Linked DNA regions of Homo sapiens: all the other regions are linked to region 3. The links are chromatin contacts, found by Hi-C or POLR2A ChIA-PET in ENCODE. All regions are on one chromosome and are shown on one strand. Each heading gives the region's core, a stretch centred on a gene start or an enhancer-like site at or near the end of the contact. The rest is flanking DNA. Distances are from core to core; before and after follow the strand shown.

Region 1 (2,700 bases), core at 124-2,623, 220 kb after region 3:
TTGAACTCTGGGCATCTTCACCATCTGCCTACTTTGATTTGTTTTTCAGTGTCCTGAAATAGCTGCTCTGTGCATTGTTTCCAGTTTGATAGCAGCATTCAGTGGGACAGACAGGCTGGAGTGTACCTACTTCATTAACTGGAACTGGAATTCCAAATTTATGATACTTGGAAGCTTTCTAATTTGTTTTTGTTGTCTGTTTTTATTGTCTGATAGCCAAATAGGCTCCTGGCTTGCAGGCTGCTGGGGCCCTGGCTTGTGTAGAGATGAATCACGGTGGCATGGTGTTTTGGTTTTTTGTTTGTTTTGTTTTTGTAGTAAGGAAATGTTTTATTTTTATTTTATTTTATTTTTTTGAGACAGAGTCTTGCTCTGTTGCCCAGGCTGGAGTGCAGTGGTGCGATCTCAGCTCACTGCAGTGTCTGCCTCCCGAGTTCACGCAATTCTCCTGCCTCAGCCTCCTGAGTAGCTGGAATTACAGGCATGCACCACTATGCCCGGCTAATTTTTTTGTTGTTTTAGTAGAGATGGGGGTTTCACCGTGTTGGCCAGGCTGGTCTTGAACTTCTGACCTCAGGTGATCCACCCACCTTGGCCTCCCAAAGTGCTGGGATTACAGATGTGAGCCACCGTGCCCGGCCTATAGTAAGGAAATGTTTTAAGTATTACTCTGGGATATTCCTGGCATGTGCAAGGAATCATATAAAAGGATCCATTTTAATAAAATTTGGACTTAATGTTACTATCTTTTCATATTAGCGAACAGACTTTTCTGCCTGTGAATATGAAAACAGAGCATTATAGAAAAGATTTGGGACTGCTTAGCTCTACTTCCCACTAAAAATGACAGTCTTTTACTTCATCCTTAACTGACAAGCGTTTAGCCTCAGTGTGACTGATGTCAGCTAAAATCACCAGGTCTGTTTTCACTTGGCTGCTTTTATCAAGTCTGTTCTCCCTACTCTATATTCCTGTAGCTGAATCTTTGAACCTGAAATTTATACGGGTTACAGTCCATCCGCAGCACCAGTCTGGCTGATGTTGGGATAATTTTGAAGCTTATTACCTTACATATTAGCAATCTGAAGTCTCTTATTCACAGATGTGGCAAGTGATAAACCAGCTTTGTATGTTTTCTCCCAAATAATTTCTAGAAACTTAAGTGGCCCTTCACCTGAGCCCATGTTTTAGGCTGACATGGAACATTAATTATCAACCTTTGGATAGTGTCCAGTTGCCTGTGGACATGGTTTAATGACTGTTTCGTAGATGCCTGTTCATGCCCTGTTGGTCAGTCATTACTCAGCTATTTTCCTGAGTGTCTGTTCGGGAGGGATAGAGCAGGGAGCCAGCTAGACGCGATTCCGGAGACAGGCCCCACCGTGCGGTAAACTGCACTTCCTCACTTAGCACAGCGAGCAGGAGAGGGAAGAGCTGACTATGGGGACAGGGCAGCCAAGTGTTAGGAGATTTGAGGAGACAGCAGGAAGCCTGCAGAGGGAGAGGTTTATTGTGGAGGGATGAGGAAAGGCTTCCCAGAGCAGCTTGCAGTTATTTTTTTATTTGCTTGTTTTTAAATTACTTCTTAAAGAAATCACACAAGTAATACCAATTTAAGAAAAATTAGAAAATACCTCTAAGTTAAAAGAAAAAAACACATGTCCTAGTATCTTACTCATCAGAGATGAACACTAGTCACATTGTGTGTAACACTGTCTCCGTATTTGTTCACATATGTCTGTGTGCATATATTTACAAGTACAGATTGCTTTGTAACATGACTGTTCTATGCTGCTTCTCCTTATCAATAGACTTTACAACATTGAAAATTTTTCTTTTTAATTTACATGCAATAAATTTCACCTTTTATGGTGGAGTTTTGTTTTTTTTTTTTTTTTTTTGAGACAGGATCTCACCCTATTGTCCAGGCTGGAGTGCAGTGGCATAATCAGGGCTCACTGCAGCCTGTACCTCCCAGGCTCAAGCAATCCTCCTACCTCTGCCTTCCAAGAGGCTGAGACCACAGACATGTGCCACCACGCCTGGCTAATTTTTTCTTTTTTTGTAGAGATGGAGTCTCACTAGATTGCCCGGGCTGGTCTCCAACTCCTGGGCTCAAGTGATCCTCCTGCCTTAGCCTCCCAAAGTGCTGGGATTACAGGCATGAGCCACCGTGCTCTGCCTTGTAGTTTTAATTTGCATTTTCCTAATAGCTAGTGATGTTAAGGATCTTTTCATGTGCTTGTTTGCCATCTATATATCTTCTTTTGTGATGTGCTCATATCTTTTACCCACTTTTTAATTGGGTTGTTTCTTATTGTGGAGATTTGAGTTTTTTGTATGTTCTGGATATAAGTTCTTCAACATTTTTAAAAAATTTAAATTTTTATTATGGAAACTTTCAGACATACACTAGTAAAGATAATAGTACAAGTGCCCACATACTTTTTATCCAGCTTTTACAGTTATCACCATTTTGCATTTTTGTTTAATCAACGCTCCCCTCCTTTTTTGTTGTAATATTTTAAAACAAGTCTTCAATATCATAGCATTTCAACTATAAATATGAAGTATGCATCTCTATCAGTTACGAACTTTATTTTAAATGACACATCCACAATATCAATATTACTTCAAAATAACATAATTATTCCTTAATGTCATTGACTATCCTATGTTCACTTTTCCCCAGTGATCTCC
Region 2 (2,700 bases), core at 14-2,513, 170 kb before region 3:
AATACATATTCAATAAATGGATACTAAACTCAGACTTCTGTTAAGAATAAATTAGACCCTCCAAAAAGTCATAAAAATGTATTAACTTGCCACCAATATGCTCTCCACATAATTATTTTAATTTGGTTTCACTGTATTTTTCTTTTCTTACATGAAAAGCTGAGCCAAGATAAATTCTGACTTTCACCCTTCAGTTGCAGCCATTTCCTCTGAAGTGATGTAAAGCAGTAAAAATCTACCAGCTAGATTCTCAGATAAAATGTACCCGATAAACAAGAAGAGGATACTAACAAAAAAGGAACATTTGTAGCACACACAAAAAAGAGCTCTTGGTGAAACCCTGTCTCTACTAAAAAAAAAAAAAAAAATACAAAAAATTAGCCAGGCGTGGTGGTGGGCACCTCTAGTCCCAGCTACGCGTGGGAGGCTGAGGCAGGAGAATGGCGTGAACCCGGGAGGCGGAGCTTGCAGTGAGGCGAGATCGCACCACTGCACTCCAGCCTGGGCGACAGAGCGAGACTCCGTCTCAAAACAAACAAACAAACAAAAAGCTCTGTTGAAATATAGTAGAAATTAAGACCCAATATAAGACTCTGAAGATAAAGTAGAGGAAATCTTCTGGAAGGTAGACCAAAAAGACAAAAGAGACAGTAAGAAAATAAGGTAACAGGATCATTCCTGTGGGTCTAACATCCAAATAGTAGATGTTCCAGAAAAGAATAGAAAAAATATAAGAAAGGAAGTCATCAATTAATATAAGAAAATTTCCTTACGAAGGACACAGCTGCCATACTGTAAAGGGCTGGCAAGTACCCTGCACAAGGAATGACTGTGGACCGACACTAGGTTACATCATAGATAAATACCAAAACATGGAGACAAAGATTTTACAAACTTCCAAAGACGGGGAAATTGGTCACAAACAGATCAGGAAACACAATGACTTCAGAGATTTTCAACTGCAACATTTAAACCAAGACAATGAAACAAGGCCTTCTTAACGAAAATAATCTCTAACCTCAAACTCTAGAACAAGACAAACTTACAATAAAGTATCGTAGAATAAAGACACTTCAAATATGCAACAACTCTGTTATCCACAAAGAGACCGTAAACCAAGAAACAGGAAGACAGAAAAACTGAAAAAGAAACAAAAAGAAAAAAACAAAAAAGCCCCTCACAGCAGAGGATGAACACAGAAATCAGTATGAAAGCAGTGCGCTGGATATAGAGGACAATCAGTCTAGATTGAAGAGATGGACATTCTGAGGATGGTCATCACCAAGATCCTGAGGGCAAAATGCTCATATATAAGCCTTCCCCACTGCTGGGACCAGCTAAGGACACTCATTTGAGCTGACAAAGGTGATGTGCTTTGACTCACTCCTGTGAAAAGAAGGTAGCTCTGGAATGAGACATCAATTTTGACAAAAGAAATTAAAAAAAAAAAAAAAGGATAAAAGAAGGTAGGTCATGGTGAGCCTAGAAGCAGAAAATACCAGAGCAGCTAACTCCCTCTGACCATATTCCTCCACATCTCCGGCACACGGTGAGCAATGGTTTCAGTGTGCCAGATGCCCTAACTCCAGTGTGAGCCCTAGGTTTCCCATAATCCACTCATGACTGTGCTCACAAGCTTCCCCAGGGAGGCTCTAAAAATTCACAGGGAAGCTGAATCCGGACTTGACCCTAAGATTCTGTTCAGCTCATCTTCTAGGAGCTGCATCTGAAAGTGACATTAGAAGGCTGGGTGCGGTGGCTCACGCTTGTAATCCCAGCACTTTGGGAGGCCGAAGAGTGTGGATCACAAGGTCAGGAGATCGAGACCAGCCTGGCTAACACAGTGACACCCCATCTCTACTAAAAATACAAAAAATTAGCCAGGTGTGGTGGTGAGGGGGCCCGTAGTCCCAGCTACTCGGGAGGCTGAGGCAGGAGAATGGCGTGAACCCAGGAGGCGGAGCTTGCAGTGAGCCGAGATCGCACCACTGCACTCCAACCTGGGTGACAGAGCAAGACTCCTCTCACCAAAAAAAAAAAAAAAAAAAAAGAGAGAAAGTGACATTAGAGTCCGTTGTTTACACTGCCCTGAAGTGTGTGCTTCCTAGTTTCATTTTTTTTAAAAACTAAACAATGCGTTATTTAGAGATATATGCACAGGAAATAAAATGACAAAGAAAAGTAAGGGAACAAATACATCAATCAGGATAGTGATTATTTTGTGGGGGGAGACGGGTTGAGGAAAAGAACTGTAAAGTTTTCTTTCTCTTTTTTTCTTTTTTTTTTTTTTGAGATAGCATCTTGCTCTGTGGTATGAACACGGCTCACTGCAGCCTTGATTTCCAGGACTCATTTTGAGATAGCATCTTGCTCTGTGGTATGAACACAGCTCACTGCAACCTTGATTTCCAGGACTCAAGGGATCCTCCTGCCTCAGCCTCCCAAGTAGCTGGGACTACAGGCCTGTATCACGACACCTGGCTAATTATTTTATTTTTTTGTAGAGATGGGGTCTCACTTTGTTGCCCGGGCTGGTCTGTAACTCCTGGGCTCAAGTAATCCTCCCTCCTTAACCTCTGAAAGTGCTGCAATTATAGGTGTGAGCCACCATACCTGGCCAACTGTGCAGGCAGTACTGTTCAACAGAAATATATAATGTGAATCACAAATGCAAGCCACATATGTAACTGTAAATTGTCT
Region 3 (2,700 bases), core at 118-2,617:
CAGCAAGTGCCCCATCTCTACAAAAATTTTTAGATTAGCTGGGCATGGTGGTAAGTGCCTGTAGTCCCAGCTACTCAAGAGGCTGAGGTGGGAGGATCGCTTGAGCCCAAGATTTCAAGACTGCAGTGAGCTATGATCACACCACTGCACTCCAGCCTGGGCGACAGAGCCAGATCTGTCTCTTTAAAAACAACAACAACAACAAAACCCCACCAAACTGTACTGCTTTATGCAGTAACCTTTTCTCTACTTAGGTTTTATCCTAGTTATTTCCCAAACAAGGAGTCAGTAGGTCCAAGGGTGTAGACTCATTGCCAAACTGATTTCCAAAAGCTTCACATCTGCCTCCTCAAGGGGGTGACGAGTTTCCTAGTCCCTTCACTAGCCCTGGTGGTACTTTTCCTTGGAATATAATAAATTAAATTAAATTAAATTAAATTAAATTAAATTAAAAAAAAAAAAACAGAACAAAACCTTGACCCATTATAATGAGCTTTTCATGTATGAATCCTGCCCTCGGGATCTCGAGATCATTTGTCGGGACCTCAAGAGTTCCCAGGACTGAGGACCGTCCCTTCACTCCCCCACCCCCTGCCAGCCCACCCCGCAGAAGTCGGTGCGGGGGCGGTCTGTCCGGGAGCAGAGGGCGCCTGACGCTCCGGCCCTGCAGTCAAGGCAGGCAGCGGTGCAGGGTGATACACCGCAGCCAGGACGCAAACCCTCTTGCATCCTTAAAGAAAACAGACAGGTCCCAAGTTCAAATCTCTGACTTCAGCCTCATCGCTAAGTGCATGGACTCCGGAGCCCACCAAAACCGATCTCCCTAGAACCCCGGCACGGCCGTACCCCAGCTGGGTGCCCCCGGGCGACCCGCTTGGTGCCTCTGAGCCCCGGCTTGCCAGCCTGTAAAACAGGGGCGTGCAGTCGGGACACAGAGCTCCAAGGGGTGCTCGATAGGCCAGAGCAGCTAGTGGGGTGCCCCGGTAGGCAGCCAAGGGTCCTCGGCGAGCCCGCGGGCCCACGTGGCGCGCGCACGTGAGTGGGGTGACCGTGGTCGTAGGCCCAGCTGGTCCCTCTCCGCCGCGGACCCGCCCCCTCACCTCAGCTCTCCCTCCGCCCAGTCACCTGAGCCGGTGCCGCAGGCCGGGAGGGTCAGGCGCCGGCGAGGCCTGGCGGGGAAAGAGGTGTCCACATCCCCCGCTCGTTACCTTCCCTACCTCGGACCCTCGCCCGCTTCTCACCAGCTGGCGAGGCCACAGCCGCCCGCTCCGTCCGGTCAGTTCAGCGCCTGCGCACAGTGCCACAACTGCGGCCACCAGGTCCTCACCTCACCCAGGCGGTCCCTAGTCAGGACCCAGCTCCAGAAGGAAGCGCCCTCCCGCCAGCCCTGGTTGGCTCAATTGCGGAGGCGGGCCCTTGATGGACAGAGGTATTGCCCAATGGCTAAAGAGGATGAGAGGCGGGCAGAAAGGCGGGACCCGGGAGGGGGCAACACCGCCCCTTACCCCCTGCCTGGGTGCTGAAAGTGTTCGAGCGCGGGGCCACAGGACCAGGCAGTCACGTGCCTGAGATCGCCAGCTACGTGGCCGCTACACTCTGCATACCCCGAACCCAGCGGCCTCCCCAATTCCTCACCGTTGTTAGAACACCTCACTGCTTCCTCTCCACTTCGGTGTCGACCACTCCAGAACCCTCTCTTGAGCGCCACACCCTGATGTCCAGCCACCTGGACACCTGCCTCTGGAGGCCCCCAGGCGCCTCAAACATAACTTACCCCAAACTCAGCTTTCTGCCAAACTTGCTTTTTCTCTTCTCTCCTAACCCAGTAATGGCCCCACCATCTGCCCAGAGACCCAAGCCAAAACCCTGGGAGGCATCTTGACTCCTTCCTCTCCCTCACCCTCTCTTTCCAGTTATCTAATGCTGTAAATCCTATCTCCTAAATCTCTCTCCACTCATCCATCCGGCGACGCAGCCACCCTATTCCAAGCCTCTCACTTGATTTTACGGTTTTCCCTCCTCCACCTTTGACTTGGTCCTAACCACAGAGCAGAGCAGCCAGAATGACGCCCCTCCCACCTTTTCTCGTGGTTGGTGGGTAGAGACAAGGTCTTTCTATGTTGCCCAGGCTGGTCTCAAACTGCCGGGCTCAAGCAATCCTCCCACCTCAGCCTCCCCAAAGTGCTGGGATTACAGACGTGAGCCATCACGCCTGGCAGAATGACACTTCTAAAACTCAAATTCCAAGGCCGAGTGCGGTGGCTCCTGCCTGTAATCCCAGCACTTTGGGAGGCCGAGGCGGGGGGATCTCCTGAGGTCAGGAGTTTGAGACCAGCCTGGCCAACATCACGAAACCGTCTCTACTAAAAATACAAAAATTAGCTGGGAGTGGTGGTGCGCGCCTGTAGTCCCAGCTACCTGGGAGGCTGAGGCATGAGAATCATTTGAACCAGGGAGGTGGAAGTTGCACTGAGGTGAGATCATGCCACTGCACGCCAGCCTGGGAGACAGAGTGAGAGTCTGTCTCAAAAAAAACAAAAACAGAAACAAAAACAAACCAAAAAAACCCTCAAATTCCTGCCCTAAAGTCTTTTTTTTTTTTTTTTTTTTTTTTTTTTGAGACGGAGTCTCGCTCTGTCGCCCAGGCTGGAGTGCAGTGGCGGGATCTCGGCTCACTGCAAGCTCCGCCTCCCGGGTTCA

The links. A loop is a pair of places that touch in the nucleus more often than their neighbours do. ChIA-PET counts read pairs that join two places held with the same protein, here RNA polymerase II (POLR2A). Pooled maps may share reads with other maps.
Region 1: a loop to region 3 is called in a map of PC-9, with 4 times the contacts of the local background. The contact joins the enhancer-like site here to the promoter of PDP2 in region 3. A Hi-C loop is called at or near these places in 9 of 168 maps with a recorded cell type or tissue (HepG2, IMR-90, K562 and 6 more), 4 of 37 single-sample maps with no recorded cell type and 18 of 50 pooled maps. POLR2A ChIA-PET finds 5 or more read pairs at or near these places in 4 of 52 experiments (A549, A673, BJ and 1 more).
Region 2: a loop to region 3 is called in a pooled map, with 5 times the contacts of the local background. The contact joins the enhancer-like site here to the promoter of PDP2 in region 3. A Hi-C loop is called at or near these places in 1 of 37 single-sample maps with no recorded cell type and 7 of 50 pooled maps. POLR2A ChIA-PET finds 5 or more read pairs at or near these places in 5 of 52 experiments (HepG2, K562, MCF 10A and 2 more).

Annotation. Positions count from the first base shown.
Region 1 is chr16:66,659,589-66,662,288 of GRCh38, reverse strand. All of the region lies in intron 1 of CMTM4 (CKLF like MARVEL transmembrane domain containing 4), which reads left to right. Among named protein-coding and RNA genes, the nearest start is that of CMTM4, 36 kb to the left of the region's middle. Within about 2 kb of position 1,373, at least 28 of the 41 ENCODE cell types and tissues checked have a DNase peak (open chromatin) inside an H3K27ac peak, as active enhancers do; they include IMR-90, endothelial cell of umbilical vein, heart left ventricle and 1 more, where a contact is called at or near this core.
Region 2 is chr16:67,052,599-67,055,298 of GRCh38, reverse strand. All of the region lies in intron 3 of CBFB (core-binding factor subunit beta), which reads right to left. Among named protein-coding and RNA genes, the nearest start is that of CBFB, 25 kb to the right of the region's middle. Within about 2 kb of position 1,263, at least 4 of the 41 ENCODE cell types and tissues checked have a DNase peak (open chromatin) inside an H3K27ac peak, as active enhancers do.
Region 3 is chr16:66,879,182-66,881,881 of GRCh38, reverse strand. PDP2 (pyruvate dehydrogenase phosphatase catalytic subunit 2) reads right to left here and starts at 1,367. Exons shown (of 2, transcript NM_020786.4): 1 at 1,242-1,367. RefSeq lists a silencer at 914-1,093 and enhancers at 553-1,325, 1,574-1,653.